3 separate regions of the Homo sapiens genome follow, and all the other regions are linked to region 2. Evidence: chromatin loops called from intact Hi-C (ENCODE). Cell type or tissue: dorsolateral prefrontal cortex. All regions are shown on one strand. Each heading gives the region's core, and the rest is flanking DNA. Links, peaks and the distances in the headings are about the cores only. Region 1 has its middle 70 kb from the start of LINC02031. Region 2 overlaps MCF2L2 (MCF.2 cell line derived transforming sequence-like 2). Region 3 holds the start of SNHG33 (small nucleolar RNA host gene 33).

The links. A loop is a pair of places that touch in the nucleus more often than their neighbours do. Peaks named below come from ENCODE experiments on the same cell type or tissue, not always from the same donor. Only the 100,000 strongest peaks of a DNase experiment are listed, where the experiment ranks them.
Region 1: it touches region 2 in a loop (5-fold over the local background); 27 of 110 quality-filtered maps call a loop at or near these places.
Region 3: it touches region 2 in a loop (2.2-fold over the local background); 5 of 110 quality-filtered maps call a loop at or near these places.

The regions. Positions count from the first base shown.
Region 1 is chr3:182,708,819-182,719,888 of GRCh38, reverse strand. No RefSeq gene overlaps it. Among named protein-coding and RNA genes, the nearest start is that of LINC02031, 70 kb to the right of the region's middle. RefSeq lists cis regulatory regions at 4,622-4,711, 5,489-5,754. In dorsolateral prefrontal cortex, for the core only: CTCF peaks have their summits at 5,428, 5,627, 8,902 and 9,102 (motif pointing right); no DNase peak of the experiment used is centred there.
Region 2 is chr3:183,376,975-183,388,044 of GRCh38, reverse strand. MCF2L2 (MCF.2 cell line derived transforming sequence-like 2) reads left to right here. Exons shown (of 30, transcript NM_015078.4): 3 at 8,634-8,748. Among named protein-coding and RNA genes, the nearest start is that of MCF2L2, 46 kb to the left of the region's middle. RefSeq lists silencers at 10,530-10,579, 10,630-10,689. In dorsolateral prefrontal cortex, for the core only: CTCF peaks have their summits at 1,644, 1,860 (motif pointing right), 5,235 and 5,447 (motif pointing right); DNase peaks (open chromatin) are centred at 1,834 and 5,484; H3K27ac peaks cover 3,199 bases.
Region 3 is chr3:183,442,145-183,453,214 of GRCh38, reverse strand. It overlaps SNHG33 (small nucleolar RNA host gene 33), which reads right to left and starts at 5,607. Exons shown (of 4, transcript NR_038302.1): 1 at 5,450-5,607; 2 at 703-1,137. SNORA63D (small nucleolar RNA, H/ACA box 63D) reads right to left here and starts at 1,356; the gene lies at 1,225-1,356. LOC124900564 (small nucleolar RNA SNORA81) reads right to left here and starts at 648; the gene lies at 483-648. RefSeq lists an enhancer at 5,405-5,940. In dorsolateral prefrontal cortex, for the core only: a CTCF peak has its summit at 5,339; DNase peaks (open chromatin) are centred at 3,619 and 5,624; H3K4me3 peaks cover 3,441 bases; H3K27ac peaks cover 2,259 bases.

The sequences.
Region 1 (11,070 bases), core at 1,944-9,943, 670 kb after region 2:
TCTCCAAATCTGTCCTTGTCTTCTGGCTATGCTTGTTTATTAGGCCCTGGAAATTGTACTCCTAGCCCTGTTCTTATAGGGCCTCACCCAGAGGCCAATAATCTAATTGGGAAATTGGCAAATGTAAGTTTTATAACTACTGGATCTTATTCTGTTTGTCTGTGTGGTTATATATGTGTTATGTGTGCAATGTCTATTAAAAAGAGCTCTAATTAATTGGCCTAAGAAAAATAAGCACTTAAATCAAATATTTTTAAAGGAAAAGTAAAAGCTGTGGTACCTTTCAGATCACATGACTTTAATCTTTAAAAATAAAAGCGGTCTTAGGAATTATTGGTAAAATACAAATGTCTTCAAGGTGTAAAAATGTGGTCTAAATTATGCAGGTCAGATACTAGGTTTGCTAAATGTTTTAAGGTTGTAAAGTGCTTCTTTTTTTTTTTGTTTTTTGTTTTTTTGAGAGAGTCTTGCTCTGTCACCCAGGCTGGGGTGCAGTGGCCTGATCTCGGCTCACTGCAAGCTCCGCCTCCCGGATTCACGCCAGTCTCCTGCCTCAGCCTCCCGAAAAGCTGGGACTACAGGCGCCCGCCACCACGCCCAGCTAATTTTTTTTGTGTTTTTAGTAGAGACAGGGTTTCACCGTGTTAGCCAGGATGGTCTCAATCTCCTGACCTTGTGATCTGCCCGCCTCAGCCTCCCAAAGTGCTGGGATTACAGGCGTGAGCCACCGCGCCTGGCCGTAAACTGCTTCCTTAGCCTTTAAGAACTTTCAACTTGCCTGCTTCACAACTGGTAAGGCCAAGAACATGTTGAAGTAGCCATGTCCCTAACTATGCTAGAAGGAGTCAAACTTCATCTGCATCCAGCGCATGATTTAAAAAACGTAGCAGGTTTTACATTAAAGTTAAAAATTGCTAAGCATTACCATTATGACTTGTAATTAAAACCACTGAACATGGATTTGCATGCAAGACATATAAAAACAGTAAAATATGTTTTTAGTTAAAAATTATACGATAGCATGAAAATATACATTTTGCTTAGGAATAAAGAATTGTCTTACAATTAAATAAAATAAAGTGGATGGTTTAAGCAAGTTGTGAGGAGATTGTAAAAATTAGTCCTGCAAAGGAAACTCTGTGTGTGACCATATTAACTAAATTCAAAAGGGTATTATATGTTTTTTTTTCTGTAAATTAAACACAAAACAAAAGCACGACAAGATTTTCTTACAATGCTAATCTACTCTTTACCAAAACTTGTCAAGGGTTGTGAAAACTTGTCAACAGGTCTGTGAAAATCTCACTTCATGGTCAAACTGGTTAAAATTAAATAGGATTGTCTATAAGGATTCATTAAAAATTAGTGTTAACATTAATAGCATACTAATGCAAGGGTAAAATTTAACCTCTCTTGAACAGGATTTTCATGTAATAGAAAAGGCTGATGAATGGTTTTTGCTTTTTCAAATTTTTGACTTATTTTGGCAAAACAAAACAAATAAAAAAAACTTATGGTAATCTAAAATTCTATTTCATAATATCGAGTGTTTTGAATTTTGAACATATTTAACAGGCTTCCCAAAATCAAACTTTAGTCTGAAGTTTGTCTTTCCTAAACTTTGGCTTTGGGGTGTTGCAGAGGGCCCCTGGAGCATCCAGAAGAGAGGTAAACAGGATTATTTAACATGTTTAGGTACATGGAATTGACAAAATGATGTCTAATAGGTTATATTTTAGGGAATAATATTAACATGTTTTCCACAACTGTATGGGATGTCTAGGGTTCTAGTGTCTGAATATGTGCAATCAATCACAATTAAGGTTGTTATGCTGGGTTATTGTAAATCATAAAAATAACCAAGTTTCTTTGTCAATTGTGTTTCTGACAGTATCCAAACTGGACATTTTGTCATTTACAGATAATTGTTGTTTTGTTTTAATTCTCTTCAAAAGATGTTTTATAATCAAGCTGTGGGACTTGAACAAGTGCTCTCAAATGTGGGTTTCTCATAACAACAACAACAAAAATACAGAACTCATGAAAAGCTGAAATGTTTATAAATATCAAGCAAAACAAAAGTTAATAGAATGGACTGAACTAATGGAAAACAGAAGCAAGTTTTTGGCTTTTGCTTGGAACACCGCTAATCCTTATTTTATTTTTCAGAGTCAAGGAAACTTGTCTTGAGCTAGCTACAGCCTTTAACAACTAAGTAAAGTATACTCCTGTAAATAGGATTTGAAGCGTGTTTGTTTCTCTCTGCCTAGTTCCTCTAGAATTTGAAAACTAGTTATAAGTATTCTTAAATTACAACAATATAGTTTGCATCAATGCAACAAGAATCCATTTTCTTTTGCAACAGGACACAATTGGAAAAACTGGTTGTTTTACCAAGGCTTTGACTGGAAGGGTGTGTTCCCCTTTAAGGAGTCAGGCTTGACTTGTAAAGCCAATAAAAAGCACCTTAGGAAACTGGCCTCATACCTAGACTACAGCTTCTCAGTACAGGGCTCCTAGCCTGCGGTGAGTAAAGAATGTCACTTTCTAACAGGCCTAGAAACCCCATGCACCTGGAACCTCAAGAAGAAAGAAGTTTACCCAATTCGCATGTATTTAAAGGTTTCAACCCATTCCTGGGCTTGGCTTTAAAAGGTCCTATCTGAGATTCCTTATGGAAAAAGTTTCCATCAAAGCTGATCTAAAAGATGGTTATTCTTGCTGGACTTTATGCAAATAATCAGACCAAGTTTAAAACTAAAGTCTGTTTTGCAAACAGCTCAGTCCTACCATAAGTTGTTTTTAACAAAAATGAGGACTAAAGAGAGAAAAATTATGTTTTAAAACTTATACATCTGTCATTGGCTTGTAGTCTCATTAATTGTTTTTAAGTTCTTGCCTACATTTTAAACTAACCCTGTTTATTTCTGTCAATCTCTGGCTGCAGCTCAAAGGAAACAAAAAAGCATGGGTAATGTAAAAATCTGGAAACATGTTCTAGTTCTGGGCAATTATCCTACAAATACTGACAGGTAACCTATAACCCCAAGGTTTCCTTTTTTTCAGGGAAGGTGAGACCAAGGAAGCTAAACAAAGCCAAGCCCCATACACCCACTTACAATAGCACAATCCATTTAAATGGCTTGCAGGTATCAAACAAACTCAGTAGTCATGGTTATGGCCTATTGTGCCCCCATTAATAATGGCAGTCTTAATACTCACAGTTGAACCCTATATTCTAAGCCCCCTTGTAAACTTTATCTCTTCTCACCTAGAAACCACCAAGCTTCAAATGGTGCTTTAAATAAAGCTGAAAATGAAACCTCCCTTCTACCAGGAACCCTTAAATCAACCCCAGGAGGAGCCCTAGCTGCTGTTCCCCACACAATGCCCCTCTCCAGCAGGAAGTAGCCAGAAGAAGTCATCACCCAATTCCCCCTAACGGCAGTTAGGGATTCCATTTCAGAGGGGGGAAATATGTTATAGGAGGCAGAGAGAAATTATTTAGGTGAGTCCCTGGCAGAAAACTTTCCTTTTAACAAAAAGCAGCTCAGACATAGCTCCCTTTCTAATCTCATGCAGTTCAAAAAGTCACTTCTCTTCTAACAACAAGCAGCCTGAAAGAGCAAACAGTAAAACACAGATAAGACAGCTCCCACACAGAAGGAGCTGGGGAAAATCTCCTGGGTAATCACCAAACTTCACACCTATACAGTGGGTCTCAGTGAAACAGTGGGCCTTAATAAGCACATTCCTTTCCCTTTTAGGTGTACTAAGATAGGGAAGCTAAAAGCAGACTTGAGCCTGTAATCCCAGCACTTTGGGAGGCCGAGGTGGGCGGATCACTAGGTCAGGAGATCGAGACCATCCTGGCTAACACGGGTGCTTTCTGTATGTCAAGTGCCACACTATTAATTCTTTTTTTTTTTTTTTGAGACAGAGTTTTGCTCTTGTTGCCCAGGCTGGAGTGCAATGGCACGATCTCGGCTCACCACAATCTCCGCCTCCCAGGTTCAAGCGATTCTCCTGCCTCAGCCTCCTGAGTAGCTGGGATTACAGTCATGCACCACCATGCCTGGCTAATTTTGTATTTTTATTAGAGATGGGGTTTCTCCATGTTGGTCAGGCTGGTCTTGAACTCCCCACCTCAGGTGATCCGCCCACATCAGCCTCTCAAAGTGCTGGGATTACAGGTGTGAGCCACTGTGCCTGGCCTCACACTATTAATTCTTTTAATTTACTTACCCATCTTGTGAGATAGGTACTACTTTATTACCATTGTAGTTCCTGTTTTACAGAGGAGGATAGTAGACACACTAAGATAAAGTTATTTGTGAAGCTAACCACACACCTAGTAAGTGGCAGAGCTAGGGTTTGAACCCATGCCATCTGCCTTTGGAGATTCTAAGATGATAGACCCTCACTTTGGTATGACTTCCATCTGTGAAAGCCCCTCCTACAAAACCCCTCACTGCCACTCCATCCTAAAATCTAGATGGAGTCTCGGACTGACCACAAACTAGTTCACTTTTTCTCTTATTCCTTCCTCACAACTTAGACACTCAATGATCTTGTAGTTGCCAAAGACTAGGACTTTTTCAGTCTTTTTCTCACCACCTAATCTAAAGAGACACCTGTGGTCAGTTGGACCTTGTGGCTAACTCGCTGGAGAAATTGCAGTTGAAGTTGAAGGGCTACTCTTAACCTTCACATTTATCTTGCCCTGTTGATATCCACAGCACTAGGCATGGTATGTTCTTTGGAACACATGCCCAGTGAGTCCCAAAGTCACAAGGTTATTTGATTTATTTTATTAGCATGAGCTTGCTTATTGGCCCATTTTTAAATGCAATGTATTATGTACAGTTCAATGTACTATGGACAGGACTGCTTAAGTTAATTTGAACTAAATGTATAAAAATGTTAATGGTTAAACACTTTTTCCTTTTGAAAACAATTTTTAAAAATTTTAATTGTGGTAAAAACATACAATTTAGCATTGAAACCATTTTAAAATGTGTAGTTCAGTAGCATTAAGTATATTCACATGGCTGTGCCACAGATCTCCAACGATTAAGCACTTTTAAAACAATACAGTTCTAGGGGAGATATTACTATTTTTGTTAGGAAAGAATAAAATGTCTCAAATATTGTGAATTTAGACAACTGGAAAATATTGGTAGAGAACTTGGGAGGCTGAAATTGGGAAAGAGAAAATGTGGGAAGCTAGAAATAGGCAATTTGGGAGGTGGAAATTTTGGGGAGAGGCTATGGTTATCTCCGAGTTGTAGTATTGATGATTTTTTGTTAGTATTTTAAATTTGATGGCTTTCCTATACTGTACATGGGTTACTTTTTGTTTACCAGGAAGCACAGCTTCCTGGCAGGTGTCAAACAATCTACCCCAGCAATAGTTCAACAGTAGGATATTTTTAGGCATATTTTTGTAAGAGAACTTTTCTGTTCTTACCCAAGATGAAACAGTTTCAGAAGTTTGGGCACAAAAGGTTCGAGGAAGCTGCTGACAACTGAGGCTTCTCAGGGTTATTCAGTTAGTTCAGAAGATCTTGCTTGTATTCCTAGGTTTTCTGACTAGCTGGAGCACTTTGTCCAAGGCATTGAGCAACAAATTAAAACATCCTTTGGTGCCACCTTATGCTAAGTGGGAGAAACTGCAGCTATTTAAACTGATTTCACAATTAGACTCAGTAGCTTTAATCTCCAGGAATTAGAGAGATAAGGAACCTATTTCCCTCCCTCCCTCCCTCCCTTCCTCCCTCCCTCTCTTCCTTCCTTCCTTCCTTGCTTCCATTTTTCTCTCTCTCTGTTAATAATTTCAACTTTTATTTTAGATTCAGGGGTACAAGTGTAGGTTTGTTACATGGGTATATTGTGTGATGATGCTGAGGTTTGGGGTATGGATGATTGCATCACCAGGTAGTGAGCACAGTACATAGAATGAGGTAGTTTTTCAGCCTACACTCCCCTCTCTCCCGCCTCCCTCTTGTAGTACCCAGTGTCTGTGGTTGCCGTCTTTATGTTCATGTGTACTCAATGTTTAGCTACCACTTATTAGTGAGAACATGCGGTATTTTTTTTTATTTCTGTGTTAATTCACTTAGGATAATGGCCTTTAGCTGCATCCACATTGCTACAAAAAACAGAATTTGTTCATTTTTATGGCTGCAGAGTGTGCCATGGAGCACATGTACCACATTTTCTTTATCTAGTCCACCATTAATGGGCACCTAGATTGCTTCTGTCTTTGCTATTGTGAATAGTGCTGCAACGAACATACAAGTGCATGTGTCTTTTTTTGTAGAACAATTTATTTTCCTTTAGATATATACCCTGTAATGGGATTTGGGATTGCTGGGTGGAATGGTAGTTCTGTTTTAAATTCTTTGAGAAACCTCCAAACTGCTTTCTACAGTGGCTGAACTAATTTACATTCTCGCCAACAGTGCATAAGTGTTCCCTTTTCTCTGCAGCCTTTCCAGCATCTGTTATTTTTTTTACTTTTTAATAATAACCCTTCTGGCTGGTGTGAGATGGTATCTTATTGTGGTTTTGATTTGCTTCTCTGATGATTAGCGATGTGGGGCATTTTTTTCATATGTTTGTTGGCTGCTCGCATATCTTTTGAGAAGTATCTGTTCATGTCCTTTGCCCATTTTTTAATGGGGTTGTTTTTTGCTTGCTGATTTAAGTTCCTTATGGATTGTGGATATTAGACCTTTGTCAGATACATAGTTTGTGAAGATTTTCTCCCATTCTGTAGGTTGTCTGTTTTCTTTGTTGAAAGTTTATTTTGCTGTGCAGAAGCTCTTTAGTTTAATTAGGCCCCACTTACCAATTTTTGTTTTTGTTGCAATTGCTTTTGGGGATTTAGCCATAAATCAATGCTGATGTCAAGAAGTGTAGTTCCTAGGTTTTCTTCTAGGATTTTTATAGTTTGAGGTCTTACATTTAAATCTTTAATCGATCTTGATTTAATTTTTGTATATGGTAAAATGGATCTAGTTTCATTATTCTGCAGATGGCTGGCTAGCTATTCTAGTGCCATTATTGAATAGGGAGCTCTTTCCCCATTGCTTAACTTTGTTGACTTTTTATTTTTTATTTTTTTCATTTTTTAATTTTTTAGACGGAGTCTTACTCTGCCGCCAGGCTGGAGTGCAGTGGTGCTATCTTGGCTCACTGCAACCTCCGCCGCCCTGGTCCAAGTGATTCCCCTGCCTCAGCCTCCCAAGTAGCTGGGACTACAAGCGCGTGCCACCATGCCTGGCTAATGTTTTGTATTTTAGTAGAGACAAGGTTTCACCATGTTGGCCAGGATGGTCTCGATTTCCTGACCTCATGATCCACCCGCCTCGGCCTTCCAAAGTGCTGGGATTACAGGTGTGAGCCACTGCGCCCGGCCTTTATTTTTGTTGACTTTTTGAAGTTCAGCTGGCTGTAGGATAGTGGCTTTATTTCTGGGTTCTCTACTCTGTTCCATTGGTCCATGTGTCTGTTTTTGTACCAATACCATGTTGCTTTGGAGGAACGTATTTTTCTAACTATAGATGTTAGTTTCTTTCAGTTTTAAAAATGTATTATTATGTGATGTGATACTTGTATTGTTTGATACTAGGATTCATGATTCAGTTAAATATTGTTTTGGACAAATACCTGTGTGAAATTTATAAACATTGGTATCATGTCCTAAGACTCATTTGGGATGATACACATAAAAGGACTTTGTATATGACATGATTGCCAGGGGAGGACAAAGGAGGAAGTCATGGCTAAATCAAAGGAGGAAAAGTGCTTCCTAACAATGGCATGATCAGTCATTAACAGCAATGACAGTCAACACTTAAATGTGCTTACTATGCACCAGGCCCTGATCTAAGCAATTCTAATGCATTAGCTCAGCGGTCCCCAACCTTTTTGGCACCAGGAACCAGTTTCGTGGAAGGCAATTTTTCACAGAAACTGTGTGTTGGGGAGATGGTTTTGGGACCACACTGTTTCACTTCAGATCAGCAGGCATTAGTTAGATTCTCATAAGGAGCATACAACCTAGATCCCTCGCATGCGCAGTTCACAGTGGGGTTCACACTCCTATGAGAATCTAATGCCACTGCTGAGCTGACAGGAGGCAGAGCTCAGGCAGTAATGCTCGCTTACCGCTCACCGGGGTTGGAGACCCCTGCCTTAGCTCACTTAATCCTCTTCACAACTTTATCGGGTAGGTACAATCACTGTCTCTATTTTAAAGACCAGGAAATGGAGGCACAGAGAGATTTAGTAACTTGTTCAAGGTCACACTATTATGTAAGTAGCCAAGCCAGGATTTGAACTTTGAGCCTATGCCTTTTGGCTGCAGAGTCCATAGTTATTAGGCAGTGCTGTCTCCAGTATTGAGATAGTAGAAGTAATAGTTTTCATTTATTGAGCAATTACTGTGAGGCGGAAGGGCCTCACAATGCTTCATCTTACTTAATCCTCATGTTAACCTTGTAAGGGAGGTACTGATAATCTCATTTTAGAGATCAGGAACCTAGGCTTACGGAAGTTAAGTAACTTGTCCAAAGTCACACAGCTGTTAACTGAGTCTAGATCTGTCTGATATCAGAACCCAGGTTCTTCACCACACAATTAGTTTCTTAGAGCTTATCTAATCACATGTGAAGAGAAGAAAAAAAAGTTACTCCAAGTAAAATGGTGTTTTGAACAGGTGAGTTACACCTTCACATTCACTCACTTTACAAAATGAATCCTGGTTATGTTTTAGTGGGATTTGTTCTATAATGCAATACACGTTTCTTGCCCTTCCAGGAAAACAACTTAACATTTTCTTGATCTTGATCTGGACCTCTGGACACTTTTTTTTCAGGCAGGGTCTTGCTCTGTTGCCCAGGCTGGATTGCGGTGGTGCAATCATGACTCACTGCAGCCTCGACCTCCCATGCTCAAGCATTGATCTTGATCTTTAAGGGAAATCATTGTATACTTCAGCTATCATACAGTGCTGCAATGCCTTCACTGAAAATCGTAGTGCTGTTTGCCCAGAGACAAAATTGCTGTATTTTTTGAGATACTGCATCTGTATTTTCAAATTTTTACTCTGGCCTCTAGAGGGCAGACTATTATTTCTGGTTGTTTCCTATGGTAGCCCGTCTCTCACCTCTAACATCAAGATGTAGTGTACAACTCAGGGAAAAAAGAACTAAGATAAAAGAGAACTGAGATAAATGTGAATAACCTGAGATAAAAGAGATACTTTAAAATGTAAAACTTGTTAAATATATTTGAATTCTTTGGATACGTTTTTGTTTGCCGCCTTTCTTATATCTACATGCTGGATAGCTGAAATGTCTAGACAGCTGGATTCTGAGGAGATGAAGTGTTGCTATACATGGGAATAAAAACGGTTACTTTGACTTCATGGCCCATCTTAGTATATGTGATATTTAGCATCTGTTCACACAAAATTGAGAAATGGGAAACCATTTTCTTAAAAAAATTTATTAAATACAAAAATAGAGGCAAGGTCTTGCCATGTTGCCCAGGCTGGTCTCAAACTCCTGGGCTCAAACAATCCTTTCACTTCTGCCTCCCAAAGTGCTGGGATTACAAGGACACCATTTTCTTTCTTTTTTTTTTTTTTTTTTGAGACGGAGTCTCGCTCTGTCGCCCAGGCTGGAGTGCAATGGTGCGATCTCGGCTCACTGCAACCTCCGCCTCCCAGATTCAAGTGATTCTCCTGCCTCAGCCTCCCGAGTAGCTGGGATTACAGTCGCCCACCCGGCTAATTTTTGTATTTTTAGTAGAGATGGGGTTTCACTATGTTAGTCAGGCTGGTCTCGAACTCCTGACCTCAGGTGATCCACCTGCCTTGGCCTTCCAAATTCCTGGGATTACAGGCATGAACCACTGTGTCCGGCCCACCATTTTCTCCAGAGTTTTTAACGTGAGCATCGGCCTTTCTATTTATGCCAGAATTGCTTTCTCCCACTTTATTTTTCAAGGGCGGTCAAAAACTGCTCTATGAAGTTTTGCACCAGTCTATGAATGTGTTTGGTTTCTGCACTAGTAAGTTTGACTATGTGTTCAGCTACTATTCAGGGGTTACCTATCTGCTACCTGTAACTTTTATCCCTGGTGCCAGGGCCTGATCATTTTCTATTCTGAGAACATGTCAGGTGACACAGGTGATCTCAATCGAAGCATTGGGTGGCAGAGGGTAACGACGTGCCCACTGGGGATGAAGGAGGGAGAAATCAGAACAGGTGATCTAGGTTGAAATCAGGGCCTTGATTGTTTCAGGAGAGTGGCTGCTTCCTAGAACCACCTGGGGCTGGGCAGCAGCACGTTGCTCAAGTCTTTTGCTGTAGGTGTGGCTGTGTCAAAGAAGGAGTCAGAGTCTCGGGAGGCCAGACTTGCCATAGTAGGGCTTGAGTCCTGTACACCCATGGCTGCTAATTTCCCAGCCTGGAATATGAATAGGAGTCCTCACTGTCTTCCTCCAAATCGAATGAAATACCTCATGTTTCTCTGCAGTCACCACTCTAGGTATATGATTTAGGATTTTTTTTTTCTTTTGTGGTTATGTGACTGTAGCTAATTCAGAAGGGAAAAGAAATGTATTGGAGTGTGTTCGATTAGAATCAGAGAAAAGATCTGTAGGCTATTTTCCACAAAGCTACCAGAGCAACTTAATACAAACACAAGTCTTTCAAATCTTTCCACACTAAGGACTTTTCATTAAACCTAGAATAAAACCCTACCAGTCCCTATGCAGTCTGGCTTTGGCCACCCTGACCTCATCTCTGCTACCCTCCTTTCTCTCAGTCTGCTCCAGGCACTCTGACTGTCCTGCCTCAGGGCCTTGGGATTTGTTTCACCTGCCTAAGAAGCTCTTTGCCAGGACGTTGTGTAGTTCACCCTCTCAATCTATTTAGACAAGTTTACTTGTTTAACATCTCTTTCTTCAGCCAGAATGTCAACTCCTTGAGGCCTGGACTTTACTGCAGAATCTCTAGAGCATAGAATAGGGTCAGGCAGATAGTAGGCTCTCAG
Region 2 (11,070 bases), core at 1,181-9,180:
GATTCTGTACTTACTAGCAGCATCACCTTGGGCAACTTACTTCTCTAAACCTCAGTTTCCTCATCTGTATGATGGGGTTATTGTAACTTCTTTTTTTTTTTTTTTTTTTTTTTGAGATGGAGTCTTGCTCTGTCATCCAGGCTGGCGTGCAATAGCACGATCTCAACTCACTGCAACCTCCACCTCCCAGGTTCGAGTGATTATCCTGCCTCAGCCTCCTGAGTAGCTGGGATTATAGGCACCCGCCATCATGCCCGGCTAATTTTTGTGTTTTTGTAGAGATGGGCTTTCACCATGTTGGCCAGGCTGGTCTCGAACTCCTGACCTCAGGTGATCCACCTGCCTCAGCCTCCTAAAGTGCTGGGATTACAGGCATGAGCCACCACACCCAGCCAGTAATTTTGAGGATTAAATGACATAATGTATGAAAAACACTTAGTATTGCAACTGCTGAATAAGTGTTTCTCTTTTTTTCTGATATCTTTTTATAGTTCTATAAAATGTTTATTTTGGGGTTCTATTACAAGTAAGATAATTTTTATAAGGAACCAATGTCATGCTCACAATAAATATGGTATACAATGCCACCATTGAGTCAGGAATAGAGATAATTGTCACTCCCTAACGTAGAACAGAGAACTGTGGAAACACACACTGGGCGCAGAAGACACTTCTGCTTTAGGAAGGTACTTTGACCATAATAAAGATAACCCTTCATTTCTGAGTTCCTTTTGTCATTTAAGTTTGTCTTCTTTTTTTCTTTGCTTTTTTTTTTTTTTTGAGACATGGTGTCGCTATGTTGCCCAGGCTGGGGTGCAGTGGCACCGTCTTGGCTCACTGCAGCCTTGACCTCCCAGGCTCAAGTGATCCTCCTACCTCAGCCTCCTGAGTTAACTGAGACTACAGGCAGGCATTGGCGCACACCATCATGCCCAAAATTTTTAAATTTTTTGTAGAGATGGGGTTTTGCCATGTTGCCCAGGCTGGTCTGGAACTCCTGGGCTCAAACAGTCTTTCCATCTCAGTCTTCCAAAGTGCTGGGATTACAGGCGTGAGCCAGAGTGTCTGGCCCAAATTTGCCTTTCTTATGAAGCAGAAGCATGGATTCGCTGTGATAGTAATTACAGCCTTGCAAGTCTGCAAGAATAGCGGCAGCCGTGGGTCTCTCTGAGTCAGCACTTTGTTTGGAATCAGAGGCCTGCTTTTCATCTTTAACCATCTCTCTTATTCTGGCAGAAACAGCAAGTGTCAGCAAGGAGGCTGTTGTGGGGGCCTGTATAGTTGTTGCTGTAAAACAGAAATCTCTCTAATTAGGTCTTTTCCCATGGCTGTGGTAGCCTAAGAGCTGCAGCCTCAGCCTCAACTCATAGCAGCTTCCTTTTCCTGATTCAGGCAAGTAAGGTAAAGATTTTCCCTACAAAATTTTCTACCAATTTCACTGATCTCTGGAAGGAGCCAGAGACCCTGTCAACCGGGAAGGCTGTGAAGGAGAGGATAGAGCCTTTCCCTCAATGCAGCCCTAGCTGCCTGGTCTGCTGAACTGTGCATGTGTTCCCACGGCTGGTAGAAGAGCAGAGGCTCATTACATGAAGCCTGACCCAGATTTGTGGCCCGATGGTTTGCGGCCTCTGGATGCGAAGCCTGTGAGCAGGGCCACCAGCGGGAATTGGATATTGACCAGGGCTGGGGCCTCTGGTAGCTCTGACGTTGGAAGACACCTGCATGTTCACAGTGAACTTGGGATATTTCTAAATTCAGGGCTTAGCTAGGAAACAAGAGAGTATAAGCAGGTTAGTGTGGTGGAAACACTCTGGGCTTTGGACCCAGACAATTCTGGGTTCACATTCCAACACAACCAGTAGGTGGCTCCAAACCCCAGTTTTTCATCTGTAAGAAGAAAAGTTTCACTCAGCATGGTATCTGACTACAAGGGAACTTAGCCTCTGAGACTTGTTGGTTTGTTTTTTAAATTGCATAACGAGGTCTGACGATAGAAACTCTTGGTATTGGATCAGTGGCTCAATGACATTAAGGCTGACATCTTTATGATTCTCTTGATGTTTTCTTCTTATTTGTCAACTCTTGATTCAAGGTGGCTGCTGCAATTCCAGACATTAGGTCAGTGTCCAAAGCAGGAAGAAGGAGAAGGAAAATGCTGGCTTCTTTGGTTCTGTTTGTAGAAACTCTTGGCTGCCTTCTGCTTATGTCTCATTCCAGAATTCTGTCACACAGCCATTCCCTGGCAGCAAGAGAATCTCAGAAGGCAAGCATTTAGCTTTCTAACTGCCACAGGAGACGGTGGTCAGGGAAAAGGGGACTGGGAGTGAATTAGCCATCAATCAACGTTTGCCACAGCTCCTTTCCTTTAATTATAAGGAATTGTCCTTTTATATTTATCTTGATGGTTGTTTCCCACTTGGAATTATTGTGAACTGAATCTCTCTCTTTCACTTTCTCTCCCTCTTTGCTCCCTTTCTCTGCCTGTCTCTTGTGGCAGCTTGAATCCTTTTGAAAATAATTGATGAAGAAATCAACTGCTCAATACTCTTAGGCTTGTAGAGTCCCCAGTTTCACCTCATACACACCAATGAAGCCCAGGTTTGGTGGAGGGTAGGGCTCCCAGGGGTGAGTGGGAGGCTCCTAACTGAAACAATGGAAAATGTCAAACCAAGGAAGAGATCGGAGCCCCAACTCCTAGCTTACATATGGAGCTAGTGACCTGAAACCTGGGAGGTGAGAACCAAGGGGCGACATCTAGAGCAGGACTGTTTAATAGAAATACAGTGTGGGCCACACATGTACTTTAAAATTTTATGGTAACCATATTAAAAAGGTTAAAATAAACAGATACAATGAATTTTAATTATATATTTTAAATTTACCCATATCTAAAATAATATTTCCACATGTACTCGATATTCAACATTTTTGGGATTTTACCTTTTTTATTCTAAGTCTTTGAAATCTAGTTTGTGTTTTATACTTACAGCATATCTCAATTTGGACTGGTTCCATTTCAAGTGCTTAATAATCACATGTGTCTAGTGGCTGTTGGATTCGGTAGTGCAGGTGAGAGGGAAGGTTCTCAGTCATGTTTGACTGAATATCTCCTTTTTATAACAAATGATTTGTATTGCCCTCTGCCATCCTAACATAAAATTTATAGATACTATATCTGCAAGGGTGGGCTCAACAACTACAACGAATATACTCCAAAGAGTATAGAGCTCCAACTGTAACCACCCTAGGGGTTCACCTTGCCTGCTGCCCAGACAGAACCAGGGGAATTACAATAGAGAAAGAGTAATTCATGCAGAGCCGGTTGTGTGGGATACTGGAGGTTTGTTATTACTCAAATCAGTCTCACCAAGCATTCAGGGAACAGAGTTTTTAAGGATAACTTGGTGGGTGGGGGGAAGCCAGTGAGCCAGGAGTGCTGATTGGCCAGAGATGAAATCACAGGGAGTCGGACCTGTCTTCTTGTGCTTAGTCAGTTCCTGGGCGGGGGGCCACAGATCAGGTAAACCCATTTATTGATCTGGATGGTGCCAGCTGATCCATCAAGTGCAGGGTTTGCAAAATATCTCAAGCACTGATCTTAGGAGCAGTTTAGGGAGGGTCAGGACCTTGCAGCCTCCAGCTGCATGACTCCTAAACCATCATTTCTAATCTTGTGGCTAATATTAGTCCTACAAAGGCAATCTAATCCCCAGGCAAGATGGAGGTCTGCTTTAGGAAAGGGCTGTTACCATGTTTGTTTAAACTAAACTAAATTTCTCCCAAAGTTAGTTCAGCCTACGCCCAGGAATGAACAAGGAGAGCTTGGATGTTAGAAGCAAGATGGAGTGGGTTAAGTTAGATCCCTTTCACTGTCTCAGTCATGATTTTGAAAAGGCGGTTTCAAAACACACATAACAGAAATTAAGTTCTTACTCTTTTACCAGTTCTGCATGTATGTTCCTGGTCAGCAGACAACTTTTCTCCATGTGGAGGTTCAGGAATGAAGGCTCCTTTGAGTTTCTGGTTCTTATTGTTGTTATGCGTGTCTGGGGAGCAGACAGGCTAAGAGAACATGGAAGGAGCATAGTGCTTCTTAAAATTCTCAGCTCAGAGATAGCATACAGCACATTCCATTGACTTGAACTTGTCACAGTCATTTGAACAAACTTAACAGCAAGGGAAGCTGGGAAATGTAGTGTAGCTATATGCCCAGGAAGGGAAAACTTAGGTGAACAGCCACACCTACCTATGCACATATTTTTAAAAATTAAAAAATAAAATATAAGGAACTGTAAAGGAGGAATCAAAGGAAACTAATTATAGTAAAGTAACATATCTTTCAATAGTATGTATTTCCACATGCATGTCTAGCTACATGAGAATAATGAAAGAGGTGCTTGCCCCTCAATTTGGAGTCACCAAAAATGTGATGGGTGCAAATGCTGGGATGTGGTGGGGTGATCAGATACCTGGAGTGACTTTATTAAGATTAAAAAAAAACCTCTTGGCCGGGCATGGTGGCTTACGCCTGTAATCAATCCCAGCACTTTGGGAGGCCGAGGTGGGCGGATCACCTGAGGTCGGGAGTTAAGAGACCAGCCTGACCAACACGGAGAAACCCCATCTCTACTAAAAATACAAAATTAGCCGGGTGTGGTGGTGCATACCTGTAATCTCAGCTACTTGGGAGGCTGAGGCAGGAGAATCGCTTGAACCCGAGAGGCGGAGGTTGTGGTGAGCCGAGATCGTGCCATTGCACTCCAGCCTGGGCAACAAGAGTGAAACTCCATCTCAAAAAATAAATAAATAAATAAATAAAATAAATAAATAAATATAAAAATTCTTTATGATTATTTGTAAAAACAGAGTCTAGGTTCAGAGCATTTTAAATGGATTTTTCACTTAAATTAAGCCTCTGGTAAGACATTTGGAAGTCACGTAGCATGTGGGGCAATTCTTTGTTTTATTATGGAGAATGGGTCATTTAGTATCCTAGGCCCTGAGATTTCCAAAGTGCTTACCAGGGAATGGTTCTGCCATTTCCCCAGTTAAAACCTTGTGTAGAGGAGAAAGGGAAAATAGATACTGGAAGGCAAAGAGCAGTAGGAAGATGCTTTGCAACCTTCCCCATCATTGGTCTTTGCCATCTTCCTGTAGGATTTCCTGTATTCTCAATTCACCTGTGCATGAAGCCTTCATGCCAGCTATCACCAGGGCCCTTTCAGCAATCACCTTATGTACCCCAAGCGCTTAATGTTTTCTGCACTAAAACTATTTGTCTTTCACTTAATGAAAAGGTACAAAATCATAGTAGGAGGAGTAAAGTTTATTTTAAGTTATCATTTTACTTAGTACCAAATAATTTGGGGTTGTTTGTATTCCTTGCATTCAAGGAATGCACTGGACTTTGGAATAATTATTCTTTCTTCCTATTGCATTACCGCGTTTCCTCAGAAGGTGGCACTAGATGCCATGTTGTAGGTTGCCCCACAGTTAAGTCCAGCTCTGTTTCCTTGATGCTTCTGCCTCTTAAGACTAATATTCAACAGTAGGTGGGTGTGCACAGTTAACCTTAGGGCCTCTCTGCTGTTCAGTATTGGTAGTAACCAAGGTAGAAGAAAACTTCACCTTTTTTCATTTAGGTGAGGATGGCTTTAATACAGTCAACTATAAAAAGGTAAAATTGGCCGGGTGTGGTGGCTCAACGCCTGTAATCCCAGCACTTAGGGAGGCCGAGGCAGACGGATCAGTTGAGGTCAGGAGTTCGAGACCAGCCTGGCCAACATGGTGAAACCCCGTCTCTACTAAAAATACAAAAATTAGCTGGGCGTGGTGGCATGTGCCTGTAATCCCAGCTACTCGGTAGGCTGAGGCACAATAATTGCTTGAACCTGGGAGGCGGAGGTTGCAGTGAGCGGAGATCACACCACTGCAGTCTAGCCTGGGTGACAGAGCGAGATTCCATCTAATAATAATAATAATAATAATAATAAAAGGTGAAATTAAATGGCATAATCACATTCTAGTGAATATTTTAGGGTATTTCAGTTCCTTGAAATGTTTTAGCCAGTCCCTCAGCAAATGTTGATTATGCAATTACTACAGTGTTATAATGCATCTTAATTTAGCTTTTCAAAGACGCAAATTCTCTGAATGCACATTTCTCTGAAACTTCCCATAGTTGTGAAACTGCAAAGAGGAAGAATATTATTAGATGAAAGCTGTTAATATCCTCATCAGTCACTGTAATGAGGTAGTTCAATATACTTGTCTTGATAAACATCTAATCTGTAGATCTCATCTTTGGAAATTTAGAGTAAACATATAGGATTAATAAAGAGGTACCTTCTGTGGAGGGATGACTGACCATCCAGACAAATCTCACATGGTTTCGTTCTACAGCAATTGGTTTCTGAGCACCTAAGACCCATATTAACAACACTCACAAGAGACTCATGCAGAAAAACCACAGCGCTAACTTATTCTTTACATAATATACTTATGTTTGCTCAATAACACATTCCTTTTCTTGAAACAAGTTTACAATTTACTTGGAAAATCAGATTATAAACAGAAGATTCTTATCAGGCTTGGAGTCAGCACCAGAGAGTTGGCTGGATGATCTTACAGTGGTGTCATCAGATAGACTGGTAACGTGGGTTGGACTCTCAGAGTGGGCTGGCCCTCTCTCCTTAGAATAGCATTGGCTGTACACTGCCCGCCTTTGCTCCTCTGAGTCCTCCTCTTCTATAGTTTCTTCGTGGACCACACATCCTCATTAATCACACAGTCCCCACTAACCACACCCCACACTGATATGTGTGTCTCAGATATGTTGAATACATTCAGTCATTTGTAGTTGGCCTTGCCTTGAGAGCCATGATTCCTCTTCAAGTGGTTTCTCTTCAAGGACATAACTTGGGAGGTGCATGCAGCTTAAGCTCCTATACTACTGGCTAGGGCAGAGGTTCCCAAACCCTCTCAATTCTCTGCGCCTTAGCATCTCAGTCTTTTTTTCATGGCCCCCCTAGGCCAAAAGCAATAACTAACATGTCAAACAACTTAATATGTATCTATGTCCTAACAACTTAGTAGCTGTTTGAAAAAATAATACATATAAATTAAAATATTATTTTTTCTCTCATTTTTATTCTTAAATAACTACAACTATCTTAAACCTTGCAATCAAACTAGATATCACCACCTTTATGTCTTGTTCCACATTGATTTGCACACTGTTTTTGCTTTTTATTCCAGCAAGTACCAAACCCCCAGCTTTATAAAGATGCAACACCATCTGCAAGAATATAATGCAATTTGATGTTGAAGTTGGGAACTACCTGGGCTGGGCGTGGTGGCTCATGCCTGTAATCCCAGCAGTTTGGGAGGCCGAGGCGGGTGGATCACCTAAAGTCAGGAGTTTGAGACCAGCCTGGCCAACGTGATGAAACCCCGTCTCTACTAAAAATACAAAAATTAGCTGGGTATGGTGGTGCACGCCTGTAATCCCAGCTACTCACGAGGCTGAGGCAGGAGAATCGCTTGAACCTGTGAGTCAGAGGTTGCAGTGAGCCGATATTGCACCACTGCACTCTAGCCTGGGCGACAGTGCGAGACTCTGTCTCAATAAAAGGAAAAAGAAATAGGGAACTACCTCAAGTAGTTCATATGGTAGTAGTAGTGCATATGGTGTCTGACAGATGTCAACTGTCACTGTGTTTCCCTCAAAAATTTAAAACAGTCACAGTGCTCCCATGAATTTACTGTGGTTCCCTGCTTACCTGCGACACAGTTTGGGGACTGTGGGGCTAGAACTTAGTCAAATGGCTCCATGCAGCTGCAAGGGGACTGGGAAATAGAATCTATTGAATTTGGTGGTCTCTGCTCTGAATTAAATGTGAATTTTCATATTTTTACTTTCACAGGGATATCTTAAATTACTATTTATAAATTCTTGAAGGGAAGCTGATTATTGCTTCCTTGTAATAATAATAATTATAATCATGGTCACCATTTTTTGAGCAGTTTTATATAATAAGCACCCTGCTAAGGTGCTTCTCATTTGTGCTGTCATTTAATCCTCACCTTACCATGTAGGTACAAGCATTATTCCTATATAATAAAATGGTAGGTCATATATATCTATATATATACATACATATATATGTATATATAAATATGAAAGAAACACATTAAGTATCTTGCCAAAAATCATATAGCAACAATGTGGCAAAGCAGATTTGACCCAGGCTGTCTGATTTTAGCGTTAACTCTCTTAACCACCATGCAATATTACTTTTGACATTTACTGACTACAAAAATGAAGAGCAATATTACATATTTGTGTTGGCATTATTTACTATTCTACCTATGCTGAATAATTAAATCAGTATTTCCTTTTACACAGTAACTCTCTTCAAAGGATTCAAAAATTGAATTCTTACAATGCCATGGAGCCAGCATGAATGAGAAGAGAGACTTGTTCAAAATAACTGTGTTAACTTCTCCCAAATTCTAGTCTGAGATAATATAGGTAGGAAAAGAGGTGACCGATATTCTTTCGCCCAACTTCCCTGCAGAGGTGTGACAGGACAACATTTTGCTAACATTTTGACCACCTGTTTTTGTTGCAGGAGGCCGAGGGGAGGATGGCGCCCCCATCATCACGTTCCCAGAGTTTTCGGGGTTCAAACACATCCCAGATGAAGACTTCCTGAATGTCATGACCTACCTGACTAGCATCCCCAGGTGAGCTGAGCACAGTGTCCTGCCGCCTTAGGCACTGGCTTTATTCCACACTTCCCATGTGGCAGGGCTGGGTTGAGACATATACTTCCATGAGCATGGTGTACCCTGGTATGCATAATAACCCAGCTGGCTTCTGTCACCCATCAGTCACGAGCAAGGAATGTGGAAAGGGACTGGAAAACAATGACAAACAAGCCTCAGTTTTGACTCTCTTGTGCACACAGGAGGGACAGAGTAAACATGGTCGGGTGGATGGAAAACTGAGCAGCTGTGTTGCCTTTGTTCCTTAGGCTATTGCTTTATTTTCATTTTTTATTTTTGAGATGGAGTCTTGCTCTGTTGCCCAGGGTGGAGTGCGGTGGCACGATCTTGGCTCACTGCAACCTCCGCCTCCCGAGTTCAAGCAATTTCCAGCTAATTTTTGTATTTTTTTTTTTTTTTCAGCAGAGAGGGGTTTCACTATGTTGGCCAGGCTGGTCTCGAACTCCTAACCTCAAGTAATCCGCCTGCCTCGGCCTCCCAAAGTGCTAGGATTACAGGCTTGAGCCACCGTGCCCGGCCTAGGCTGTTGCTTTAGCTAAAGGTTATTCTGGCTTCCTGGGTCGCGTTGTCTAGGACACATGACCCTTGTTTAGGGAACTCCAACTGTGTCAGGAGTTATTTCTCTCTCCGAAATAAGAAAATTAGGGGCAGATTGTTGTCATTTGCATTGTCAGATGGAGAAACTAAGGCACAGAGCAAGGAAACTACAAGGCCAGGGAAAAAAACTGTGCTTGTAGCTGAGCCCATGATAGAAATGCTTTCTGGCATCTTCTTCCACCCTCTCCAGCCTGGGCCTCAACTCTTTATGCCGCTTAAATCGGTATGGGCCCAGGTCTTCGAGGGGATGGAGTGTGGGCAGAGTCCACATTGGTCACCACCATTTCACAGACCGGGGCAGAGCGGGGTCTAAACCCCCTCCTTAGGCAGTGCTGTGTCCACCTCCAGCAGAGAAGACTTGGTTGGGAAAGGCCTTCCCTCCATGGGTTTGCATTGCTTATGAGCCCCCACCCCTCCCTTGACTATAGTGTGGTTTAGAATGTACACAGTGGCCAGGTGTGTGGTATTTTGCCTGCTTTCCACCTGCCTTCTATGATTTAGAGGTAAACAGCAGCTTTGTGACTGAGAGGCTGCCTGGCGTCTGATACCACTTGTGGAGATTAGGAAGTTGATTGCTTTAACCAAACCCACTTGAAAAATATGTTTTTTCTTTTACACCTTTTTCTTTAGTTTTTTCTTTTGCCCATCTTATTTCTTCAGAGAAGGTTATGGATTTATTTTGAATGCATTTCTTCAAAGTTAGTACTTAAATATATTTCATCAATTTCCTCCTTTCCTCCTCCCTGCCACTGCCATATGCCACGCGTTAATGCAGATATAAGGATGTGGGGAATCCTTTGTTGCTGTGAGGGAAAGACACCACACCTGTCTCACGGCTTTGCTCAGGTGTTTCTCTGTGGCACACCTCTGCCCCTCTTCTAGGCCTGACTCATGCACATTCATCAACCCTCAACTCTGACCTCATCTCTTCGATGAAACCTTCCTTCACCCCAGTTCTGCTTTCACAGAGTCTTTTTTTAAATTTCCACAGAACCCCGAGGTTTACCTTTGCCTATGGAAGTTATTTGTCTATGGAAATTATTTCTGCCTCTCCCAGTAGACTGTGAACTTCTTAAGAGTAGGGGCCAATGCTTTGCTTTTCTTCTCTTTCGTTTTTAAAATCTCCAGCCCTAGCACAGTGCCCAACACCTGGTTGGTTCTCAAAAGTAATGTTGGTAGAGTTTTCAGTTTTGATAATGAGTCATTCCAAACAAATGGTATTTGTTGTAGGGTGATGAAGGGGTTAAAATATGCTATTCTGTACTATGCGCCATAAAAAAGAATGAGTTCATGTCCTTTGCAGGGACATGGATGAAGCTGGGAGCCATCATCCTCAGCAAACTAACACAGGAACAGAAAACCAAACACCACATGTTCTCACTCATAAGCAGGAGTTGAACAATGAGAACACATGGACACAGGGAGGGGAACATCACATACCGGGGCTTGTTGGAGGGTCGGGGACGAGGGGAAGGAGAGCATTAGGACAAATACCTAATGCATGCGGGTCTTAAAACCTGGATGATGGGTTGACAGGTGCAGCAAACCACTGTGGCACATGTATACCTATGTAACAAACCTGCATGTTCTGTACATGTATCCCAAAACTTAAAGTAAAAATTTAAAAATGCCATTCTGGAATATTGACTATTTAAGTTAAAAGCACTTGAAAAACAGCAGGTA
Region 3 (11,070 bases), core at 938-8,937, 65 kb before region 2:
CATAAAGAGCATACAATTTCCTTCCTTATAGTATTCCCAAGAAGAAAATGTTAATTCATGTCAGAGTTGGAATAAAAAGCCATTTGATTTCTATACCTCATCCCTACCATTGGAAGAGAATAGTTATTCATTGATTTTACTAATTCTGCTTAAATATAGATATTACTGTACCAAATCTTAGAACAAAGTACCCTGTTGTTAAAAAAGAGGTTCAACTCAGGCCAGGCACGATGGCTCACGCCTGTAATCCCAGCACTTCGGGAGGCCGAGGCAGGCAGATCAGCTGAGGTTAGGAGTTCAAGACCAGCCTGGCCAACATGGTGAAACCCTGTCTCTACTAAAAATACAAAAAACTAGCCAGGCATGGTGGTGGGCACCTGTGATCCCAGCTACTTGGGAGGCTGAGGCAGGAGAATCACTTGAACCCAGGAGATGGAGACTGCAGTGAGCTGAGATCGCGCCACTACACTCCAGCCTGGGTGACAGAGTGAGACTCCATCTAAAAAAAAGAAAAAAAAAAGGTTCAACTCAGTTTTTCTATCTGGTACAGCTGTTTTTTTCCTTGGGTTTTCTCTGATAGCTTTATTACAAATGGTAAGACACGATACTAGTTTCTGCAATTTTAGTACAGAGCTTAAACAAGAAGGTAAATTTTAAATCCCTGGCTATGGTTTTTATGTATATCAATTAGAAAAACATTACCCTCTTTCAAAATTATTGTAAAACACTGATTCTTTCAAGGGCCAATTCTTCCTTCTTCACCAGAATTTGAAATAGATCTGTCATGAACTTCTTGGTAACTTCCAACATATTAATATTGAGGCAGAAAGCAACACAATCTTTAAAAAGAGCCAATAACTGACCAGTCTCAGTGGTTCACGCCTGTAATCCCAGCACTTTGGAAGGCCGAGGCAGGCGGATCACTTGAGGTCAGAAGCTCGAGACCAGCCTGGCCAACAAGGCGAAACCAGGTCTGTACCAAAAATACAAAAATTAGCTGGGCATGGTGGCACATGCCTGTACTCCCAGCTACTACTCGGGAGGCTGAGGCACGAGAATCGCTTGAATCCGAGAGGCGGAGATTGCAGTGATCTCAGATAGTGCCACTGCACTCCAGCATGGTGATGAAGTGAGACTCTGAAAAAAAAAAAAAAAGACAATGACTAATTATATTGGCAAATCAATTAAGGAGATGTAATAGTTTCATAACAATACTTAGAGAAATAATGTTTGAGACCAAGCGTCCATGTCTTACTATAGAACCGAGTGAGACAGAGATTGTGGGAAACAATTGCTTTGAGCAGGGGGCAAGGACAACATAGCACTTCACAGCTATATTGTAACAATGAATCCAACCTGCCAGCTGGAGAAAACTCATGTGCACACATGAGTACTTGTATTTAATTTCTAGTAAATCTCATGGATTTGATCCTTAATTCCTTGGTTCAACATTTTTATCTGCTTCATCCAAAACAACCTGCTCCTTTTGAAAAGTTAGGAAAAAATGTTTCACTTAAGTGTGAGTTGGACATTGTGATATCCTTCCTAATAGTACAGAGTGGAAGGAGGGTAGAAGAGTAACTTTCTAGCACAGAACCCTTTCAAATACTACCTCAGCCATGTAATTAAGGTCAACAGCAACCATCATAACTCTCAATCTGATGTGATGAGAATCACATTTTAGGCTGGGTGCGGTGGCTCACACCTGTAATCCCAGTGCTTTGGGAGGCCAAGGCAGGCGGATCACCTGAGGTCGGGAGTTCGAGACCAGCCTGACCAACATGGAGAAACCCCATACAAAAAACACAAAATTAGCCAGGCATGGTGGTGCATGCCTGTAATCCCAGCTACTCGGGAGGCTGAGGCAGGAGAATTGCTTGAACTCGCGAGGCAGAGGTTGCAATGAGCCAAGATTGCACCATTGCACTCCAGCCTAGGCAACAAGAGCAAAACTCTGTCGCAAAAAAAAAAAAAAAAAAAAAAAGAGAATCACACTTTATATCTGTGGTCTTCCTCCCCAAAGCCCCAAATTCAAGTCTAATCCAGAGGAAAACATCAGTCAATTCTAACAGAAAGATATCCTACAAAATACCTGAGTAATACTCCTCCAAACTGTCAAGGTCACCAAAAATACGAAAAATCTGAGAAACTGTCACAGCCTAGAGGGGTCTAAAGAAACATGACAGCAAAATGGAATGTGGTATCCTGGATAAGATTCTGGAACAGAAAAAGCACTTTACATAAAAACTAAGAAAACCTGAATAAATTGTGGACCTTAGTTCATAATAACACATCAATGTTGGTTCATTAATTGTATCACACTGGTCGGGCGAGGTGGCTTACACCTGTAATCCCAACACTTTGGGAGGCCAAGGCAGGTGGATCATGAGGTCAGGAGTTCGAGACCAGCCTGGCCAATATGGTGAAACACTGTCTACTAAAAATACAAAAATTAGCTGGGTGTGATGGTGTGCGCCTGTAGTCCCAGGTGCTCGGGAGGCTGAGGCAGGAGGATCACTTGAACCCGGGAGGTGGAGGTTGCAGTGAGCTGAGATCATGCCACTGCACTCCAGCCTGGGTGACAGAGTAAGACTCCGTCTCAAAAAAAAAAAGAAAAGAAAAAAGAAAAAGAAAAAAATGGTATCATAATAACCATAATATAATTACACCACAAATTTACCATACTAACATAAAATGTTAATAACAGGAATAATAGGGTGCAAGGTATATGGGAACTCTTTGTACTATCTTCTCTGTAAACCTGTAACTTTTTTCTGGAAACCTAAAACCATTTTAAAAATAAAATAAAGTCTATTTTTCGAAAGTCTTAGTATCACCTCTAGATATTCATGTGTAGCAACTTGCTTCATTAGGCTATTTTCCCTCCCATATCCTAAATATCACTGGCTAAAAAAAGGCCTAGGAAAAATCAAAATAGACATTTCCTACATTATTATTCTGTGTTTAAGATGTATAAACAGGGAATAAGCTCTGCATTGACATCTCCAGGGAAGTTGTTCCGATATGTATTCACTGGTTATCATTTACCTTAAAGATAATTATCTTTCCAGTAGGAAACCATGACTTATACACAGCCTTGATCTTAATGAAGCCTATTGCTTTGTTAAAACAAGCTTTACTTCATAGCTAATACAGCAGTGAGCTCTGAAAACAGATAGCATGCAGATATCCCAAATGACAAAGATTCCCAACTAATAACACATCACTGCGGTTTTCATGTTGCACACTGCATTTAAACTTGACAACAGTGAACAGAAAAGGCATGGATCCCAGTCTACCCAGAAAGAAAGCTTCAGTTTGTCAGTCTGTTGAGATACAGTCCTATAAACCATATCTGCAACCCTAGTTTTTGTTTAATTTGAAACAAAAACTCCCTGCATACAGGGACAATAGTTAAAAAGAAGGTTCTGAATGGACAACTTTATACTAAGTCTTAAGTATGATGTTTTATATTTTTATAAAACCCGAAGTATCTGGGAAGTTAGGTCTCCCTGAGGGCAGACCTTAACTAATGACTCGGTAGAGACATAAACACACCAGCCTGCTGGTTCTCTGGTAAGGACGACTCCAGGGATTGACCATGCACACTGACTTAGAGTTAAGCAGCACTGAGCCACCTCCAGGGGAACAGGCTTAGAGCAGCTTGCTCACTGGCCTTCCTTCCCTTTCTATTCTATTTCTCTATTACCCTGTGATTTTTTCCTGGAAACTTTCTAATTATTTGCACAGGAATTCCTGTGTTAGGGTTTCCTTTGGGGCCCTAAGACACATGATATAATAAGTATTTTTAAACGGATGACTCTTATCTTTAAAAGCAGTATAACTTGCTACTTTTTTGACATATTCTTATGTAAAAGATAAAGTCACTTTGCCACTGCTGAATGTAAACAGAGAAAATTGATTTGGAAAAGTTTTAAAATTCAAATTTAAATATGAAAGATCTTCATCCTTTACCCGTGATACGTGCTACAGATATTTTCTCCCAATCCAGTTTTTTTTTTCAGTTGTCTTTTGACTTTATGATGTATTTGCCATGCTATTTGTTTTATGTGGTCAAATTTATCAACTTTTTATTTTATTGCTTATGGTTTTTTGAGTCATAGTTAGAAAGCCTTTTTCTTTTTAGTACTTGTATTGTTTCATTTTTCACATTTAGATCCCTGATCCATTTAGACTTCATTTTTGTTACGCTATAAGGTGTAGATCTAATTTTATCTTTTTCCAAATGGCCAACCAGTTGGCCCAGCTCTGTGTATTACAAAGCCCAACTCTGCTCCAATGATATGTGATAGCACCTTTATCTTTAACTTTCTACCTGCACTTGGGGTTATTTCTGGATTTTCTATTCTATTCTACTTGTCTTTTTATATTATTCACACACTAGTTCCACATCTTAATTATAGAGACTTTGTAACCTCTATAGTCATAAAACCTCTATGACTGCCTTCATAACCTGTATAATACAGTTTTAATTACAGAAACTAAAGACAAACATAACTGTAAACCAATATTGAACTCTGGCTAGTTGGTCTGTTTTTACACAGTGGTATGGGTTAGCAATTTTGAATCTACTTTTTGCACACGATTGAGCAAAAAAGTGAATATCTTGTGGATAAGGAGAGCCAGCTTTCTCACTCTCAGAAAACAGTTACAATTACAGAAAGGGCAAATCTGATTGAACCGTGAGATGCTGCACTGGAACTGAGTTAACAGTATGAAGTCAGCTGTTTTTTAAACATACATGTAGATAGATAGATATAAAACAGATATAGATGTGCCTGGATTGATGCATGTATGGATGTGTGTGGGGAGGGTGTGTGTATACATATAAATATACATGTATATATACGTACATACACACACATATGTACATAAATATGTGTGTTTGCATCTCTCTCTCTCTACATATATATATACATAAAATTTCCTAGCGTTGTCTGCTGAGACAGTCTAGAAGCGATGGCATCCTAGTAGCAACGAACACAACCTACAGCCCAGATACGGCTGTAAAATAGCATTCTCCAAAAAAAGGAACCAGGATTCTTTGGAGAAATGTCTGATTCCAAGGCAGGAGCTAAGTACAAGATGAGCCTGGAACATCTTGTGTCCTTAAACAGAGAATGACGGGGGGACATGTTAAAAGGACACGGGAACCAGAAGTAAGCAAATGAATAAACGGGGGAGAAAGGAAAGCGCTTCCTTACTATAGAAAAAGAGAAAACAGAAAAGCATTCTGTAGCTCGTACCGTGTGGGGGCGGGGGAAGACAGAGGCCTGGCTGCAGAAGGACGCCCTCTGGAAGGGGGACTGGAAGCCGAATCCCCTGACAAGCGGTCGCGGTCCTGTCTTTCCGCTCGAGCTTCGTTCTCCCTTCACCACCCACCCCGCGCCCCCACGCACCGATCCACCGCGGCTTTATGCCTCGTCACCTTGGCAACAGCAGCGGGCTCAGGCAGTGTCGCCACCAGTTTCTTGCACCCGCCAGCAGCACTGACGCTGCAGAGGTTGCCGCCATGTCCCCTCGGACCGGCCGCTTGGTGAAGTGCGGCTGCGTCTCCGTTGTCGTCCACATCACCTCCGTTCGGTGTAAAAGCCTCTTGTCCTCCTCTGGCCACCGTCCAGGTCTGAACCAAGAAATGAGCCAATCCCAGCGAGGCATTCGGGTGGGGGGCGTCACCGTTGAAACCACTCGGCTACAATCTGCCAATCGGGCTCGTGCCCGCGGGGTGTGGTCTCGGCCTCCGGGACCCTGGGGGTCTGCATCTACTCCGGGGTGATGTTGGGGGCTGGGAGGATCTGCTCTGTCCCCAGCCTCCTTAGGCCCTGGGTGTCCCTATCGCCGTTTCCGCCCAAGAACCGCAAGGGCCCACCCTATCGCAGGCTCCAGGGCAAGAAACCCTCCTCTTGACCTTCAATCTTTAGAGAACTGAGGTGAAGAAACGGGGCGGGAGACTGTCGTAGGATACAAAGGAGTGGAGAATAAAACAATGCAAAATTGTATAACATTTTCAAAATGTAAAAAAAAAAAAAAACTGATTAAGAAATCCTCTTAACCATCTCAAAACTGAGATTACTGAATATCTTAAAAATGAAAAAAAAAAGAGCAAGCTCTGCATATTAGTACCTGTGGGATATACCAATACAGTGCTTTTAAAAATTCAAAATAAAAGTAAATTAAATAATTCAGAAAAAATAGCAAGGTAAACCTAAGAAAAGCCGAAAGAAGGAATTCGTAAGAATAAAAGAAGAAAATAAAAAATAGAAATGGAAATGGGAATACTAATAAGAGATTTGAAAAAGGCAACAATAGGGTGGTTGGCTCAAGAAAGAAAGAGGAGCACATCAAAATACAAAATGATAAAGGGGAAATAACCATAGATACAGGAAAACTTAAAAGCATTGCATGATCAGTCAGTTCTACATAATAAATTTGAAAACTTGAATGAAATGGACAAGATTCCAAGAAAATATAATTTACCAAAACATTCCAGAGATAGAAATTCTAAGTAGACCAATTACCATAGAAGAAATAGATGTTGGCCGGGCGCGGTGGCTCACGCCTGTAATCCCAGCACTTTGAGAGGCCGAGGCGGGCAGATCACCCGAGGTCAGGAGTTTGAAACCAGCCTGACCAACATGGAGAAACCCTGTCTCTACTAAAAATACAAAATTAGCCGGGCGTGGTGGCACATGCCTGTAATCCCAGCTACTCGGGAGGCTGAGGCAGAATTGCTTGAACCCGGGAGGCGGAGGTTGCGGTGAGCCGAGATTGTGCCATTGCACTCCAGCCTGGGCAACAAGAGCGAAACTCGGTCTCAAAATAAAGGAAAAAAAGAAATAGATGTTATTAGAGAACTGCATTTCTCCATAGCTGAATCCACAGAAGCACCAGGCCCAAATTATTTCATAGGATAATTCTGTGAAAACTTAAGGAACAGAGAGTTGGTTGCTGTTGATTCTGCCTTAAGCACAGAAAAAAGAGGAAGCATTTCAAATTCTATTCATGAAGTGAGCATAACATTTATACCAAAGTCTCATAAAACACCCATACAGCATATACGTATACATTGACCATAGAAATTCTTACTCATGGCCGGGCGCGGTGGCTCACGCCTGTATCCTAGCACTTTGGGAGGCCAAGGCAGACAGATCACCTGAGGTCAGGAGTTCAAGACTAGCTTGGCCAACATGGTGAAACCCTGTCTCTACTAAAAATACAAAAATTAGCCAGGCTTGGTGGTGTGTGCCTGTAATCTCAGCTACCCAGGAGGCTGAAGCAGGAGAATCGCTGGAACTCGGGAGGTGGAGGCTGCAGTGAGCCAAGATCACACCACTGCACTCCAGCCTGGGAGACAGAGCAAGACTCCATCTCTAAAAAATTAAAAAAAAAAAAATTCATACTCATGAATATTACTGGAAAAATCCTAAATCAAATAAAAATTATAATAAAGTATTTCTATTTTACTAGAAATAGCTGGGTACAGTGGCTTGTGCCTGTAGTCCCAGCTACTTGTGAGGCTGAAGTGGGAGGATCCCTTGAGCCCAGGAGCTCTAGGCCAGCCTGGGCAATGTAGTGAGACCTCCCATCTCTAAACATCGTTATAAAGAAAAAGAAAAATTTGTCATCTCCAAAATGCAAAAAAGGTATTTGTTAAAATTCAACATACATTCTTGATTTTTAAAAAAACTTGTAAAATTCAGCAAATGATATTGACACAACTGGGTAGCCATCTAGAAAAAGTAAAGTTGGATCCCAACTCAAACTCATACCTCACATCAAAATAAATTCCAGATAAAGATTAAATGGAAAAAATGAAGTATAAGTGTACTTCATTAAATCCTCATACATTCTGTAGCACAGGAAATTTTATAAAGCAATACCCAAATGCCGTAAGAGAGAAAATGATACATTCAATTACTTAAAAAAATTTAAAAGCAGCAAAAGTACATAAACTAAAAGTGGCAGACAGCAATCTGGGTGAAAAATTGCAACTCATGTCACAGACGATGGACTAATTTCCCTAATACATGAGAAAGTACCTATAATTCAACAGTATTAGCAGCTCATTAGAAAAATCAACACAATATCAACAGTTCACAGAAAACACCAATACAGAATAAAAGGGCTCAATTTTATTCAAAATAAAAAAATATATTTCATTTTAGAAAATATAAGTTTTAAAATATACTGTAATTGAGGAAGTAGCAGGAAAACAGGCATTATTATACTTTGCTGATGGAAGCAGAAATTGGCAATAATGCTATGAAGAACAGTTTAACAATAAGTACCCAAATTGCAAATTTACAAACCTTTGACCTAGCAATTCTATTTCTAGGAATTTATCTTACAGGTGTACTCCTACATGCTGAAATGACGGGTGACTAAGGAAATTCATTTCTAAATTCATATAGCAAAGATAAGAGAGTTTAAATGCCCATCAGTGCAAAACTGATGAATTATAGGATAGCCATACATACAATGGGTTACTATGCAGTCATTGAAAATAATTGAAATTCTAGAGTTTCTGCATCATGTATACTGATATGGAATTATCTGTAAAATATACTGAAGGATAAAAAAAAGCAAGATACAGAAATGCATATATTATGCTATAAGTTTTATTTAAAAAATCAAAAGGAAACATAGACACGATTACTTACATGTATACACAGGTGTTTCCTCTGGGAAGGAAAATGTGGTGGCTCAGAGAAAGAAGTAGGAGAAATTCCTTTTCATTGTATACTCTTTTGACTCAAATTTTGTACCACATGCATGCTTTAGCTATTGTAATGAACACATCCAAAGAAAAAAATCAGTGAAATTAAAGATATATCAATAAAAACTTCCCAAACTGAAAATAAAAGAATAAAAAAAAGAACGAAAAAAATCGAACAGAATATAGGCACACCTCAGAGATATTACAGGCTTGGCTCCACACCACTGCAACAAAGCAAGTCACACTAAATTTTTGGTTTCCCAGTGCATATAAAATGCTAATGAAGTGAGCACAAGCTGTTGGAAAAATGGTGCCAATAGACTTGCTTGACACAAGGTTGCCGCAAACCTTCAATTTGTAAAAAGCATAATATCTGTGAAGTGCAATAAAGTGAAGTGTAATAACACAATGTATGCCTGTATCCAAGAATTATGGGACAATTACAAATAGTGTGACATATGTATTAGAAGCAAATTTTTGGTGCCACAAAAGAAATAGCACTAAAACATAAATTTAATTTTCTCAGCAAGGCAATTTTACTTCTATAGAAGGGTGTGACTCGTGGATGGAGCAATGGCAAGAGCACACCTGAACAAGGGAGGGGAAGGGGTTTTTATTCCTGACATAGGTAGCCCCTACTGCTGTGTTGTTCCCCTATTGGCTAGGGTTGGACCAAACAGTCTAAGTTAATTCCAATTGGCTATTTTAAAGACAGTGGGGTATGAGTTGGAGTGACAGGGTGAGTAGCTTTGGCGAGAAAGACAGTTATGGAACAGGTGACTAAAGGTGACTTAGGTCAGAGCAAGTGACCAGGGGTGACTCAGGAAGGAGCAGGTGACCAGGAGAACACATGTGAACGACTGATTAGAACTGGTGGGTTATTTACTGAAACTAGGGGCAAGGACACGAGGAGAACGAGGAAGTTAAACTTTAAAATGAAGAACAAAGAACGGGGAGCTGAACACATTGATACATTGTTTCTTTGGAGAGGATCTCAGAACTCGTTGTACTTAACAATTTACAGGCTCAAACCTTTGAAGAGGAATTTATTATATCCTACATATGCATAATGGAAACAACAGAAAGATCAGAAAGAGTGAAAGGAAAAATCATTTGAAGAAATGTTTGAAGTGATAATGGCTGTGACTTTTCCAAAAATAATGGCAGATACCAATTCACAAATCCAGGAAGGTGACATAACACCAACCACGATAAATGAACAAAAAAAATCAACATCTAGACATATATTCAAATTGCAGGAAATCAAAGACAAAGAGAAAATCATGAAAGTAGCCAGAAAAAAAAGCCACCTTACCTTTGGAGGAATTACATTAGACTTCTCAGAAACTATCCATGCAAGAAGAGTGAAGTGAAATATTTAAATTATTGAAAGAAAAAATGATCAATCTGAAATTCTGTATTGAGTGAAATTATCCTTCAAAATGAAGGAGAAATAAAGACATTCTTAGAAAAATGAAAGCTGAGGGAATTTGTCACCAATAGACCTGCCTTGCAAGAAACATTAACAGAAGTTCTTCAGAAAGAAGGTAAATAATTCAAAAGCTCATATTAAAGAAAGAGCATTATAGAAAGAATAAATGAAGGTAATGTATAACCTCTTATTTTTCTGATTCTCAGTTTATTTAGCAGTTAATAGTTTGTTAAAAATAATAATAGCAACAATGTGCTGAGTGATGATCGCTTCTAGATAAGTGAAGTAAATGACAGAAACGTCATAAAGGATGAGAGGGAGGAATTGGGAATACTCTGTCATTAAGATACTTGTACTACATATGAAGTGGTGTAATGTTATTTGAAAGAAGATTTACTTATATTAGTTGTAAATGTAAATGGAAAACTCTAGGACATCACTAACTTTTTTTAAAAAGATGTATAATTGAAACTGTAAGGGAGAAAAATTTTTTTCCTCTACCCTTCATACTTCTTAGGTGGGACCCCTTGTAACAAATGAAGATTAACCATAGAAAAACAAACAAGTTTATTAACATAACATGTGTTAAATAAAATTTATAGGAGGTGACTGATTTAAATTGAGATCCTTTCCTATGCCCAATAGACCAAACCAAAATGGAATCATACTAAAGTTCCATGCTACCAAGCTGAAACTAAGTTATTTATCTGACTTTTTGAGAAATCAGGAGAGAAAAAGGGAGTAGGGGAGAGGCGGGAGGGGTGGGGGGGAGAGAGAGAGAGAGAGAGAGAGAGAGAAAATATCCAATTCCCAAACAGGCCAGTTTTAGCTAGCATGATAAAAAAAGTCTCTTCTGCTTTAACCTTTGACTTTGAAATGACCAATCCATTTTTGTTGTTGT